Regions from separate parts of the Mus musculus genome. Here region 1 is linked to region 2. Evidence: chromatin contacts called from ENCODE Hi-C data. All regions are on one chromosome and are shown on one strand. Each heading gives the region's core, a stretch centred on a gene start or an enhancer-like site at or near the end of the contact. The rest is flanking DNA. Distances are from core to core; before and after follow the strand shown. Region 1 overlaps Jph1 (junctophilin 1). Region 2 holds the start of Jph1 (junctophilin 1).

The links. A loop is a pair of places that touch in the nucleus more often than their neighbours do.
Region 1: a loop to region 2 is called in a map of left cerebral cortex, with 2.1 times the contacts of the local background. The contact joins the enhancer-like site here to the promoter of Jph1 in region 2. A Hi-C loop is called at or near these places in 1 of 37 maps with a recorded cell type or tissue (left cerebral cortex).

Annotation. Positions count from the first base shown.
Region 1 is chr1:17,007,120-17,014,449 of GRCm38, reverse strand. The region is part of intron 3 of Jph1 (junctophilin 1); the gene reads left to right. Among named protein-coding and RNA genes, the nearest start is that of Gm46085, 87 kb to the left of the region's middle. Within about 2 kb of position 4,566, at least 2 of the 3 ENCODE cell types and tissues checked have a DNase peak (open chromatin) inside an H3K27ac peak, as active enhancers do; they include left cerebral cortex, where a contact is called at or near this core.
Region 2 is chr1:17,095,422-17,103,028 of GRCm38, reverse strand. It overlaps Jph1 (junctophilin 1), which reads left to right and starts at 5,140. Exons shown (of 5, transcript NM_020604.2): 1 at 5,140-5,803. The coding sequence starts at 5,425. It overlaps Gm46085 (a long non-coding RNA gene), which reads right to left and starts at 5,196. Exons shown (of 3, transcript XR_001778833.2): 1 at 4,778-5,196; 2 at 4,204-4,348; 3 at 2,236-3,904. It overlaps Gm31982 (a long non-coding RNA gene), which reads left to right. Exons shown (of 4, transcript XR_865203.2): 4 at 4,244-4,456.

The DNA of each region.
Region 1 (7,330 bases), core at 3,317-5,816, 88 kb after region 2:
TAAGTTTAGATGGTGTCTCCACGACCATCTTCCCAGTGTGTTTGCTGTGGTGTATAATTTTTAAAGTTGATTCTGTTTCCTGCCTCATTGCTGAAATGATTGCTTATCATTCCTAGAAGTTTTCTAGTGGGATGTCTGTAATATCTATGTATAATACATAATCTGTAAATAGGGTTGATTTTTTTTTTCCTATTTGTATCCCTTGAATTATTGCTTCTGTTAGTGTTTCAGGCACTTCGCTGAAAAGGAGTAGGAAGGATGGACAACCATGTCTTATTCCTGATTCTAATGGGACTGCTTCAAATTGTTCTCCATTTAGGATAACATTGGCTGTGGGTTTGTCATAGATAGCTTTTATTAAGTTGAGGTGTGTTCTCTCAAGTTCTACTCTCTCTAGGACTTTTATCATGAAGGTGTATGTTAGATTTTGTCAAAAGCTTTTTTTTTTTCATCTATTGAGATGATCATGTGAGTCTTTTTCGTGTTGTTGACTCTTCTCTTGGCTTGAGTATTAGAGGGATGCTGTCTTTGGAGAAGGAGTTGAGAGTGTTCCTGCTTTGATGTGTTGGTTGCTCTTTTTTGAAAGTCTGGTTGAATCTGCTATGAGTCCATCTGGGCCTCTTGGCTTTTTATCACTGTTTTGGCCTCTGTATTTGTTATGGGTCTGTTTAAATGATCTCTTCTTGGTTTAACTTTGATAATTCAGATGAATCTAGAAATCTATTCCTTCTAGGTATGGTAACCTAATAGAATGTCAGTCTTTAAAGTATTGCCTTACCTGGGCAGTACAACTTTAATCCCAGCACTTGGGAGGCAGAAGCAGAGGGATTTCTGAGTTTGAGGCCAGCCTGGTCTACAGAGTGAGTTCCAGGACAGCCAGGGCTATCCTATCTCAAGGGAACCTATCTCGAGGGGGGAAAAAGTATCTCCTTACAATATTCTCGATTTCCTTGGTGTCTGTTATAATGTTTCCCTGTTCATCTTTGATCTGTTGATATAATGGGGGCCATGGTTTGTGGAGTTTGTTTATTTGGCTAATTGAGCTAAAGATCTATCTACCTTGTTTATATTTTCAAAATACCAGCTCTTAAATTGTTTTTATTCTTGATTTGGTTTGGTTTTGTCTTGTTCTCTTTGATTCTATTTCATTTCTACTCTGATTTTGTTGTTGTTGTTGTTGTTGTTGTTGTTGTTTTCTTGTCTACTGGATTTGGGTTTATTTTTTTCCTTGGTTTCCTAAATTCTTGAGTTCCATCTTGGGTAGGGGGTGGGGGTGAAACAGGGTCTCTTTACAGAGCCCTGGTTGACCTAAAACTCGATATGTAGACTTTAAACTCAGATCTGTCTCCTAAGTGCTTGGACTAAAGGTGTATACCACCACTCCTGGCTTGAGAATGTTCTGGTATTTTAATGTGGGCATCTAGAGGTATAACTTTCCATTGTAAAACTGCATTTATTGTGTCCTGAACATTTTCTTATGCTGAGATTTCATTTTCATTTAATCTCCATGAGTCTATGTACAGTCCTTTGCTGATTAGATTTCATTATATTACAGTTCAAAATGATACATGGAATTAACTTTTTCTCAAGTTTTAAAGATGTGTTTCCCAGGCTATGTGATGTATTTCAGAAAAGTTTCTGTAGGCTGCTGAGTTTTTGTACAGTCTTTGGTGGTGTTTGGATAGAATATTCTGTTGATACCTATTTTGTGTACAATGTCATTCAGTTCTGACATTTCTCTATTTCGTTAACCTGTCGGTAAAAGTGGGGTTTTGAAATCACCTGTTATTAACTGACTTAGAGTTAGCATGTGTCTTTCCTTTCAGTAGTATGTGTTTTATGAAGTCAGGTGCATGTATGTTTAGGATTGCAATGTCTTTGTAGTTAATTGTTTCCTGGATTACAATGTAATCTTTATCTCTTTCAACCAGTTTTTGGTTGAAGTCTATTTGTCAAATATAAGGACAGTGCAGCTTCGTGCTTCCTGGTCCCATTTACTCATGATACTTTTGTCCATCCTTTCTCTTTAAGGAGGTGCTCATTTTCAGAGCTAAGAACAATCTCTTGTAGACAGGAGAAAGGTGGACTTTGTGTTTTAATCCTTTTAGCTGACCTGTGTCTTTTGACAAGTAGTGGGGACCATTACTACTTAAAGTGTGTGTTGATCATAGGCATTTAGCTTGTTAGCTGTTTTTGTTTGTGTTCTTGGTCCTGTCTTGTGTTTATTTTATGTTTCAGTCGTTATTAGTTCATTTATTTTCTTTAGTCTCTCGTCTGTGCTTATTCTTTTGGTCAATCTGAAATACTGCCTCCAGGATTCTCCACGTGCTGGTTTGGTGGTGTATTTTCTTTTAGTCCGTTTAGATCATGGAAATTCCTTTTGTTCCCTCCGCGATACCTGAGTTTTACTTGGTACAGTAGTCTGGGTTAACATCCATGGTCTTTTAGAACTTGAAGTAATTACTCTATGCTCAAACTTTTCATTGAGAAACTATTATTCAGAGGGACTGTCCTTCCTGTGTGACTTGTCTTTTTTTCTTGCAGCCTTCAGTAGTCACACTTTGTTCTGGGTATCTAGTGTTTGGACCGTGATATGCTGTGGAGAGGTTCTTTTCTGATCCTGTCAAGTTGGTGTTTTGTGCTTCTTATATCTAACTGGGTTTGTCTCCTTGGTCGGGGTGTTCTCTTCTATGATTTTTTTGAAAACCTGGTCTATGCAACTGACCTGGGATTCTTCTCCTTCATCTGTGCTTATAATTAGAAACTTTGGCCTTTTTGTGGTGTCCCATAGTTTCTGCATGTGGTGTTGTTATTGTGTATTTCTTGTTTGTTTTTCTAAATCCTCTACTTTATCTTCATACCCCACCATTTCTTCTACTTGAGCCATTCTTGTAGAAAGCTGTCCCTCTGAGTCTTCAAATTGGGCTAATCAAGTTTTCATTTCAGCTTATTTCTCTTCACTATTTCTATTTATTTACTGAATTAGTTTTAAATTCTGAATTGTCTTCAGAATTCCATTCGGCTATGTGTTTGTGTTTTCTTGGGCTTCGCTCGCACATTTTTTGTTATTCCCATTAGGTTCACTGAGCTATTTGTGTATTTAAACTCCTTGAATTATTTGATGAGGTTTTAAGTTTTTTGTTTTGTTTTGTTTATTTTTAAGTTTGTGACTTTGGGACATCTATGTAATTCCCAATGGGGAGCATCTTTAACACACTGGTGGATTTAAGAGGAAGAAAGCCTGTGTTGGTCTTTCATACTGTTTGCATTTTTACAGTATGACTTGTGCATGTAGGCTTCTTTTGCTGCTTGTATGTCTGAAGTGATGTGTCACGCTAGGTTGTTCAGACTGTGTGACTAAAGCAAGGCCTGTGGGTTGGGGATAGTCAGGCTGGCCAGGTTTTGGAGACTTAACAGGCTTGATCCATGAACAGATGGATCTATGAACAGGCCTGGAGGCTGGATATGATGCAGGCAGACTAGTATCTGGGGGTCTGATCTCAACAGAGTGGATCAGCATACAGGATGTGTGACTGGAGCAAAGCCTGGGTGTTGAGATGGCTCAGGTGAGCCTGATCAGAATGGGGCAGCACACAGTAGGTATAATCCAGGCTAAGGCTGGGTATTGGAGGGGGTGCAGGCAGGATAGAGTTCAGAGAACTTACCAATTAGACCTGGGCACACAGTAGGAGACATGAGCAAAGCCTGGAGATTGAATATAGTTCAGACAACTGGAAGAATGGGGAAGGGAAGCCCAGATGGCCTACATCCAGATGTCATCGCAACATGTAACAGTACATGTGACAACAGGCCCCTGTGAGCAGTCAGGGCTGGGATCAGATGACTCTGGAAGGAAGATTCTGCTAGTTCCAGAGCAATTGGAAAGGAAGAGGAATGGAGAAGGAGTAGTCAGCTAGCCTACCTAGGTCTGTGCCACATGTTGTGCCCCTGGGAGCAATTCAGTCTGGATCTTTTCCTTTAAAGGCCTATGTTTTTTAATCTCAGTAATACTACAAAATAAGTGGGAAAAGACAGGAGGCTACCTGAGGCCTGCTGGCAAGCCATCAAAGCTGAATCAATGCAGTCTGGGCTCAATGACAGACCCTGTCTCAAAAAAATAAGGTGTGAAGATCAATTGAGGGAGGCAACAGATTATCAGATTTCTAGTCTGAGCAAATAGCACCAATGCATGTGCACACACCTCTACTCCCCACAGAGAGAAAGGGAACAGTAGTAGGAAAGAAAAAGAAAGACTGTAAAATGCAGGTTTAAGCACTGTTCTGGAGAGGTGCCCCACTGGTTTGCTGGCATAAGTGCCTTGATAGAGTGACTTATTCAAGAGTGATAAAATGAGTATCTCGCTTTGTGTGCAGCTTATTTCAAACATTTAAATGCATTGGTATATTTCACTAAGAAAGGGACCTTTTGCTCATTTGGAAGTGACCTGATAAATCAACTCCCCCTTCCCTGGTACCTTGTGGGATTAGACATTCCAGGGTATGAACCCCACTGGGAGAGCTCAGCAAGCAGAGGGAGTTTTGTCCTGTGGTCCTAGCCATGCCACCCTCTGGGGAAGCTACACAGGGGGGAAACTGTAGGCTTGAACTGCTTTGCAAGCAAACAAACTTACCATTGTTTTCTACAGATGCTAATTCTTGGCTCTGCTGCTCATTCTGCAGCAGAGCAGGGGACTGAGGGGGAGGGGGGTCCCTCTAGACTTGTGTTAGGTGTTACCACAAGGTAAGTGATACTGAAGGCCATCTGGATTTTCTAAGCTGAATGGTTTTTAAAAGCCTTTTTATGGTGGAAAAGCATTTGAAGGAAAAGAAATATTGTGGGAAAATGTAATTCCACCCTTCCTTAGCTCAAGCAGATTCATATAAGCAAGTTGTTCATCAGTAATGGGTACATTCAAGTCGTATGAGATGACAGTGAGCCTCTTTGAGACCAGAGCTAAGTGGAAAACTGCAGTCCCCTTTGACCCACAGTCAACACTTCTTTCTGCAACTGTATAGAAGGCCAGTTCTGTGCTGGGTGTTATAGATCTTCTCAAGGGAACACATGCTTTCAATTCTGCATTTACAGGGTGATCAAATCAGATAGGCTTTTGCAAAAAGACTTCTAGTACCACTTGTAAGCCCGCTCATTTAATTTGCACATCTCAGATACATGTATCACCATTGTTTGAAAGGCATATGCTGCAGCCCTCGGGAGAGTGATGGCTGCTACCTTCCAGTTTGAAAGTTTTGGTGGCAGATTACTTACTTTAAGGAGCTGGAATTATTTTCATCATTGTGAAATCTCATGGCTTTAATTCAGAAATCCAGTATTATATAAACCAATTAAAATTGCAAGATAAAAACAGACCTGTGTAGGGGTATTAAGTTCTCAAAGGACCAAGTTTACTTACACATGGAAAAACCTAAATTTGACTAAGAGGGAGAGAATAGTGACTTACCCATTGAGAATTTGGAAAGAACTTTGCCCCCAGGGGTTTAAACTTGAAAATATTATGGAAATCAGACAAGAGACCCTCAGTGGTAACTTTAAGGAGGTACTCATAACATGACTGGGTGTATAAAAACATCTGAAGACTCAGTCAGCCAAGGAAGTATAGAAGGAAGTGAGTCACAGAGACAAACACTGACATTGTCCTTCCAGACACTACCTAGAGAGGCCTGGGCCAGAGCTTGCCCTACTGCACTTGCATTGACAAGAACTACTTATGTGACCAAAGGCAGGGAACTATAGCCAGGAGACAAGTATATACTCTGCTGGCATCAAGAAAATAGATGCATCCGGCTGGTATCCTGATGTCATTACAGAGGTGGTTCATCTCCTATCCCTCATCCTGATTTCCCAGTGATTAGGGAACCATGAAGTTCTGCCCTGGAGAATGGCATTTACTGGTGATATCAGTAAAAGTCATGTACCTTGTGGACCTTCTATATTGCTCACTATAGATAAGTGAGTTGGCCTTTACAGTATATTGTGTCAGTCAGTCTTGTGTTTCATAAAGAGGAGTCTGTCCGGAGCACTTTGTGTGCTAATCATTCAAGTCCCTAAGTCAAGGGGACTGAGCTACAACCTTTGAGGATGATCAAGAAGTAGATGAGAATAGGAATAATTGAGAAACTATTTGCATGGCTTTTCATCCTACTATTTGAGCTTACTTTCAGTCGTGATTTTGCTTGTGTGTGGAAGAGTGCAGTGTGTGTGTGTGTGTGTGTGTGTGTGTGTGTGTGTGTGACTGGTATCTCCTTTGATTTCTCTCCACATTATTTTTTAAAGAAGGTCTCTTACTGAAACTGGAACGAACAAATGTCCTAAGACTAGCTGGCCAGCGGCTCCTTCCCAGTGCTAGGATCATAGGCGTAAACCACCACTCCTTCCTTTTGATGTGGGTGCTAGAGATCCAAAATCAGGTTCTCAACCGGCTATGGCAAGCACTCCGCTGAGTCATCTCCCAAAGTGTTCTTATCTCATTTTTAATCCCAAGTCATATTAAGTAAGGCACTTATTTTTACTTATCAATGAGTCTGGGAATGAGTTAAATAAGTTGAAACACCACCTTGGAATGTGATAAAAATTCTTTTTTTGAGCCCTCTTGGAAGAATGCCAGCGGCTTCCCTAGGCAGCATCCTGAACAAGCGTTGTTGAAATGCTCACACACTGCACTGTTGATTATTTACATGAAAGTGAAACCTGTAATCTATGTTACCAAGTGTTAACTATGCTTGCATTTCTCATAAATTAGAAGTCAAGGTATTGTTTATTACTAAAGGCCTGTAATATATACTATATTATATATATTATTATTTATATATTATATTTATATATATAATTATACTATATTACAACCACTAATATATACTATCTTTGGTTAAGTAAAGGGAAGCATCCAGGAATAAATGGCTTGTAAACTCAGCTTCCAAACCGAAAATTCCAATTTTTTTTTCATGAAGAAGGGAAACTGAATAGTCTGCTATTAAATGTAAAAGTGGTGATTCCTGGGCCTACTGGTTATTCTAACCAAATTGAATTGTGTATTCAATTTCACAAATATGTATTTAGTGGCAGCCGCTTACAGGGTGTCAGGGTGGAAAGCCACAGCTCACCACCATGAACACTGACTGGTCACAGATACTGCACAACTTTTAAAGATGGGACTACAAGTTCTCTAAATTGAGGAAAATACATAATAAAATAAATTTAAAAAAAAAAAAAAAGATGGGACTACAAGGTCCTTTAGGGAACATGATGTCATTTCCACTGCTTATACCATCTCTTTATAATCTATCAACCTGTTCCTCTTTTCCTGATTGGCAGT
Region 2 (7,607 bases), core at 3,891-6,390:
AAAGGTTTTTTGTTCAAGTGAGGAGTGTTATGACTGAGAGGGGCTGGAGGACAGTGACATACAAATGGAGCTGGCCAGGAATAGATCTACCACCTGGCCTAGGAGCTGTGCAAAAGGCTCACAACCACAATCTGTGGTAGCAATAATTAAATGGTGTGATAGTGTCCACAAGGGGCTTCCAAGAACAAGGGATAGAAAATGGTGGCTCAGGATGGAAGATGCACAGACAAATGTATCAGAGGCTAAAGTGGAATTTTCTGGTTTCTCTAACAACTTAGTTTTATCATGTGATGTTTTTCTGGAAACTGTCTTACGAGATGATATTTTGTGGAAGCAGACATGTGAGGGGATGTTTTGCTGAGAACAGACACATGGTGTTTTTCTGGAGGCTGTCTTGTGAGAGGACATATGTTTTACTGAAACAGACACAGAGGGCACATGATGTTTTAGAAAGAAAATAAATATAATCCCACAATGAGACACTCTTGCATTGGTTCGCCTTTCAACGTTTTGCTGGTCTTCACTGATCTTCACTTGTTGTGACTTGATAGAGAGAAACATGTCAAGGAACTTCCTCGTGGTATTCCAGCTGCTTCTTGCCACGTCCACTGACTTGCTGATTAGGCAGAGCCTCGAGGTTTCTTCTGGATCAAGCTGCTACTGATTCATGTTTGATGTTTGCCATTGGACTGGTCTGTTGCTACTGATTTGTGTTTGATGTTTTGGGCTGGACAGTTGATATCCTGACAATGAATGGCAATGTCCCCAAGAACTAACTACTACTAAGCAGGCCCATGATCCTCTTTTCCTGTAAACCTTCTTCTATCCTTCCCTCATGGGCTAGAAGGGAGATGGAAGTGTTTAAGAACCTTTATTAAAGTAGTTTTTGAAAAATCAAAGCTTACAAGAAGCTACTGTGAAAAAGCAACTGAATGCCAGCAGCAGTGAGGTGGAAATGATTACAAAGGCTACTAGGTAGACAGGACTCAAGAAGTGGAACCTTTGATAAGAGCCCCTGGTTTCTTAGGGGACAGTGGAAAAGATGAAGGAATGTTGTCACTGAGTAAAACAGTTCCAGTTATCAGAACTGGCCTATACCTAGGTTAATGTTGTGTCTGAGGAAGTGAAAGTCATGATACTGCAGAACGTAAGAGATACTCAGATGCTAGGATGATACTGTACAAGACAATGGCAGGGGACAGCACACAGATGAGGAGTTGTGGAATAGCTACTTTTCCTTTTAGAACACAAGGCAGTGACCTAAAGATGCTGACAAGAGTAGGCCTCTGAAGGCATGAGTGAATAATTTGAGTCTCAAAAGGAAGCACTATTGAAAATGAGAAAAAAAAATTTATTTACTGACTTTCAGTACCGAGTGCCTACTGTGTCCTGGTGTGTATTTCTGTGTTTTGTTTGCAGTGCAGGGATCTAAACCCAGAGCCTCATGTATCTTAGGCAAGCACACTACCCCTAAGCTACCTCAGTTTTGGTGTATTTGCATGAATTAGGGATCTTCCACTCCAACATGAGTAAATCATAACCAACTCCTCTAATTAACTATAATTTGTTCTTCAAATTCTACACAGTGGCATTATAAATCATTTAGCCAAACAAGAAATAAAACTCATCTCTACCACCCCTCCTTACTTCACACCCAGGTTGTTTCCTTCCACCTGAGGTCTTTCAAAGTACTCTCCAATAAAAACAGTATTAAAAGACTGAAGACACGTTGTTGGCACAAAGCTATAATCCACACACTTGTGGGAGGATGGTAAGGCAGGAGAATTTAATGATCCAGGCCAAGACACTCAACTCACCAATATCCTTCTTCAAAGAAAAAATAAAGAAGGGCTGGGGATATATTCAGAAGTAGAGTGCTTACCTAGCATACACCAAGCCCTGGGTTCAATCAGTAGTACAGAAAAATGAGATTTAAAAAGCTTACTGGTGTGCAGTAATTACACTAAACAAACAATTTGAAGAACACTGACTTTGGTATTCTTCTGATTTCATGCTATCTAAAAAGCTTAGATCTCTAATTTTTCAAAATTAATTAAATTTAAAATTTACTTAAATTTCATGAACACTTATCACAAATGAATCATTTGGATTTCTTTACAAATCAAGCTAATAATGTTCATTTTGAATTATGTGATTCACTTTAATTCTATATATGTCTTTATGCTCTTAATTCATGTTCCTGAAACAATAAACACTCATACTTCAGCCTTTTTGTCATCTATAAACTTTTTATTAAAACTCTCAGTAATTCTAATAGAATCATATCACTAAAAAATAACATCATTAAATTGTAAGCAAAACATCCTTACCAACATATGAACTGGACATACACTGCACCAGCTTACTGTTTATTATAAAAAATGTTTTAGAAGAGAAACTAGTAATGGCTGGGTTTTGTGTACAAAGGAAAAGAAGCTGCTAATTGTTGGCCCCTGGGCTTTACTGACCTCCCCCATTCCACCTGTCACACCAACATTCACATTCTCTTCTTACTAATCCAGTCTTAAAGCTAAATTCAACTCCCCCTTATCCAGGGCAAAGGTTCAGAGAGAGAGGGAACATAAGGACATTACTAACCCTGACTCTGAAATTACAACAGTATTCCACTGCCAGGATCTACTTGCTCTGCACCTCTTGCTCTGCCCTCTGCTCTCCTAGCATGGCCACCAAACCTCAATCTTTACGTTTATATACACGGCTATGGGATGAGGAGGCATCTCTTTGTGGTAGCATGAGGTAAATAGAAATATGGGCTCATGCTCTTCATTGGTTGAAAAACTGTTCAGGAGCCAGTAAAAGTTCATTACTAACTTTCTCCCGTAGGAGTCAGTCGCAGTTAGGCTAGAATTAAGTTTTGTTGAAATTAAACAGCTCGTATTTACTGCACGGTTCTCAATTTTACTTAAGGTTCTTTCTAAGGAAGGTTAGGCAGAAGAGCTGTGTGTTATCCTACACAAACCTCCATACCCCGCCCAGATGGTAAATGCAGACTTTACCATTACTTTCCCTGTACCATGAATGACTAGGTAGCTTTTGCAGAAGCCAGAAAATTGTGATGTCTAGTGTACTCCTTGAAAGCCCTCAGTTTTAGAGAATTGGGGAGGAAGACAAATACTTCAAGGGAAAAAAAAAAAAAAAAAAAACTCTTAAAGAACACTGGGATCCTAACACTAGAAGTAGGTCCCAAAACAAAACCCAACAAAAAGACAAAGCACAAGTGCTGCCTCTGGGAAGAACACCACTTGAAAGACAAAGAAAAGAAATATCAGTTTGAGCAGCTCTTCTTTTCCTATCGGACCAAACCCTCAGAACAAGTGGGACTTGATGCTGTGTGAGCCCCCAATGCCAGTGTTTCCTGTGACTGAGAAAAAGAGTTGTGGCTCAGCTGCAAAGCCCTGGGTCCTCATTTTCCCAGTGGCCTAAATCAATCCCCAGTGCAGAAAGGGATGCTGAGCAAGATGCCTGATTACTTCAGGCCACTAGGGTAAGCACTATTCCTGGCACTTCACAAGCAGTGCCATGGGCGAGGGGTTCTAATTCTTTTTGGTGATTTGGCTCAGTGTAAACAGAGTTGGGGTTTTGGGGGTTTTCTGTTGGTTTTGTTTTGTCTTCGTTTTTCCTTTCTGTCATTTACACAGATAAGCAGGAAAGGACAGCTCCAGTTCTGAGAGAAGGAATTATGCTCAGGAAAGAATCCTTTTCTCTTGCTCTCCTTTTGACAGTTGTCCTTTAGGGTTTTTATCTGATTATCAGCCACCTAGTGAGAGGCCCAAGTGCTCACCTGTTTTGTCCTCTCAGCCTGGGGAACAGCAGGAATGCACAATCTGAGAGTCCTTCTGAGACCCTGGCTTGTGACCTGGGGAAAAGACTTCCTCCACTGGCACTGTGAAGGCAAGGAGAGATCAATGCCACTCCTAAAAGAGGCTGTAGTATGTGATTCAACTATCCTGTTAGCAATTCTTGACTTTACGGGTACTACCATCGAAATACACCAAGTCTTTCCCCAACACAGAAAGGGGAGGGTATTTCCATTGAGAAAATGGAGATAAAGTTTAGAGGAGGTATCTGAAGTGAGTTCAACAAGGCAGTGAGTGCTGCTGCAGGAGAGTGCATCAGCTGACACCTGTCCTGTGTTTAGAAGTTCATGGCTTCTTTGTTACATTAGCAGAGTGCTTTACTTACCATATTTCTCCTTGAAAACTGTGTTTTCTTTTCTAAACAGTGGGCGACAGTGGAGAGGTCCCAGGTGTGCATTCCAGGCACTCAAGCAATACATACAGACTAAGCCTGTTTGGGTGCACAGCTCCAGGATGTAGCATTTCTAAAGCTGAGAACAGATGAGGGAACAGGCTGGAATGTAAAAGACAATGCCCTGTGTTCCTGCAATGCCAGCTACAAAGCCCATCACTTCTACAAATAAAACCCAAACAACTCATGCCCATGCTCTTTCAAACTGCATTGCCTCTCTTGGAATCTTCATGAAAAGAAATGCAAACACATGTGCCCTGAAATGGGTAGGTGTAAAAGAACATTCTGCACAATTATATCTAGGCTGCCACAGATTTATCACATGCAGACATATATTTGGAGCATATTAATTCATGATGACAGCTGCGCATGACAAATCCAACAGAGCTCAAGTTGGAATGCTGGGGGAAAAAATGCAACTACAAACCCTATGCAGACACACACCACCACCACCACCACCACCACCACCACCACCACCACCACCACCACCACCACCACCACCACCCACCTACACAAGAGTTGTCACTCTATCACACAGGTGGCCTCACTTGTAGAAGACTAAACACAATTGAAAAGCTGGAGGTTCCAGCAGCAAAGAGCAGGTCCCCAGCACAGGCAGCCGCACCTTTATCCGCAGGCTTGACCGTCTCACGTCTCAGAGTACACTGGCCCTCCCAGTCACAGCCCACTCCGCAGACACACACGTGCCCAGAGCTCGCGCGCCAAGCAGCCGGAGGAGAAGCTCGGCTCCGCGGGCTGGGGGCAGGGCCCGGCGGGCGGGCGTGCGGGCGGGCGTGTCATGGGGCCGGGCCTCCGCGCCCAGGGAGGGGACTAGGGGCGGGCGCGGGGCGGTGCCCGGCTCACGTGGGCGGGTGGGAGCAGCTGAAAGTCCGCTCTGGAGACTGGGCTGTCCTCTCGCGCGCGGCGCTGGCCGGGGCGGCGGCGAAGGAGGAGGGAGAGAGGCGGCGGTGGCGACGGCGAAAGAGGAGGGGAAGACGGGGGCGGCGTCGGACTGGAGCCGATCGGCGGTGCGAGCTGCCCGGGGCGCAGTCGTGAGCTCGCCCGACGGGCCCCTACCCCGGAGCTACACCCTGCGGTGCCCAGCTCTGCCCACGTTTGTGCCCCCACGAGGAGCGCGCCGGGGCTGCCCCCCGAATGACGGGCGGAAGGTTCGACTTCGACGATGGCGGCACCTACTGCGGCGGCTGGGAGGAGGGCAAGGCGCACGGGCATGGCATCTGCACGGGGCCCAAGGGCCAGGGCGAGTACTCTGGCTCCTGGTCGCACGGCTTCGAGGTGGTTGGAGTCTACACCTGGCCCAGCGGCAACACCTACCAGGGCTACTGGGCGCAGGGCAAGCGGCACGGGCTGGGGGTGGAGACGAAGGGCAAGTGGATGTACCGGGGGGAGTGGTCACATGGTTTCAAGGGGCGCTACGGGGTCCGGCAGAGCTTGTGCACCCCCGCCCGCTACGAGGGGACCTGGAGTAACGGGCTGCAGGACGGGTACGGCGTGGAGACCTACGGGGATGGAGGTGAGCGGCATCTCGGGAGTCTCCGAGGGCTGACGCGGTGGGCTCTTCCCTGGCTTCGGGGACGTGGGGAGGACGCGAGACGCACGTGTCCGGAAACCCGCCAAAACATCTGGGGAGTCTACCCTCCCTCTCGCCCTCCTCCCCATTTCGAGGGAGACCACTTGGTCTCGCGGCTGGGTCGCAAGTGTCTGCGGCTCCCCGGGCGGGTAGGCTGTCCATACCCCGGGAGTTAGGCGTGCAGGTACCTGGCCGGGGCCCAGAGCCGCGCTGCCCCGGGAGGGCTGGGCAGGAGAGAGGACACTGTCACTTGAGCCTGTCACATTACATTCCTGATCCCTCCCTCTCCAGGCCGGGTTTGAAATCGCCACTCCGGAGGAGTTAGAGGGACGTCTTGAGCTGTGTGGCTGCCGGTCGGTGCTGACCGCCGCGCGGTTTGGTTTCACGTAGAGTCTCGTATTTCGCTTCTGGCCCTCCAGTTAGCCTAAAGATAGAAGCCAGAACCCCATAAGTAGGATGTTGGGGAATTGGACCTTATTGAGGGTGTATTTTCTAGAGTCCTAGTTACAGGCAGCAGAGCAACTGCCCAAAGCAAGCGGCATTCCTAATTTTCTCCCTAACTTTCACTTGGCTCCTTAAAGTACTTTTGAATCAGAAGAACTGTAATCTTTGCTGACCTGGAGATCTTGAGAAAATGCTTTAGGAAAAATGGACGGAGTTTCCATTAAATATTTAAAAAGGTTAAAGAGTATGCTATATCCTGGATATACATTAGGGGTGTGGCCTAAAAAGTAAGCCTGGTTGTGATTTAACAATGTTTGCCTTATAATTTCTGTATGTTATAGGAACGGGTTCATTTTTTTTTTTTTCCGCTAAGAAAGCATACATTAGTGAAACAGGGGTCAAAAGTTGATTAATTTTTTTAAAGACAAAGCTGGGAGAGATGAATAGGGCTATGTTTGGGCAAAGACTATTTTCTGATAATAAACATAGTCATATTTAATTGAAAAGGATTATAGGATGTCACCTTTTGAAATTAAGCTGCTTCAGAGTTGGAGGATATTAAAGGGATCCAATTAAAAGTTTCTCCAGCCCACTGAAATTCCGTTATGCTATTGCTTATATAAAAGCTTATACAATTTGTACACTTCACTTGCTCAGAACACTTGGGCTGTGTTTCAAATGCAAAACAGCAGAATGGTAGGATTTGCTTTTTTTTTTTTTAATACCATTTGGCCCTGCAGTATAAATAAGGATATGGTTCTCATGGATTGGGGGGGGGGGGTGGGAGGGGGGAGATCTTAGTACTTTTCTTTGGGCTGAGCCCTGAGTGCCTTGATAGTTTAACAGGGCCATTTACTCTTCAGAACCACAATATGCCTTGGTTGACAGCCTTACAAATATTGTTTCTGGATTTTATTGGAAGCCTTAGCTCTGATATAACAAAATACTGTGTTCAACCGTAAAAATTTAGTTGTTTTTTTTTTAATATGATCATTTTAAAGCCCTTATTTTAAAGATTATAAGATAGACTTATTTTATTGTAGTTTAATTACAATATAGACTTTCTTTAAAAGTTAAAACTCATTAAATGAAACTTGGTGACTTTAGGGTATTTGTTATGCTTAGTAATCAGAACATGAGAGCACAGAAAAGCCGATGTGTCTTTGTTGTTTGCACAAGGCCAAATATATCTCCAAGTAACTGAATAATCTGCCTTCTGTTTTAAACCAACTTTGAAAGTTTAAACAAAACAAACAAACAAACAAACAAGACCCTGGTATGCTATAATCAAGAAAAAATGTTA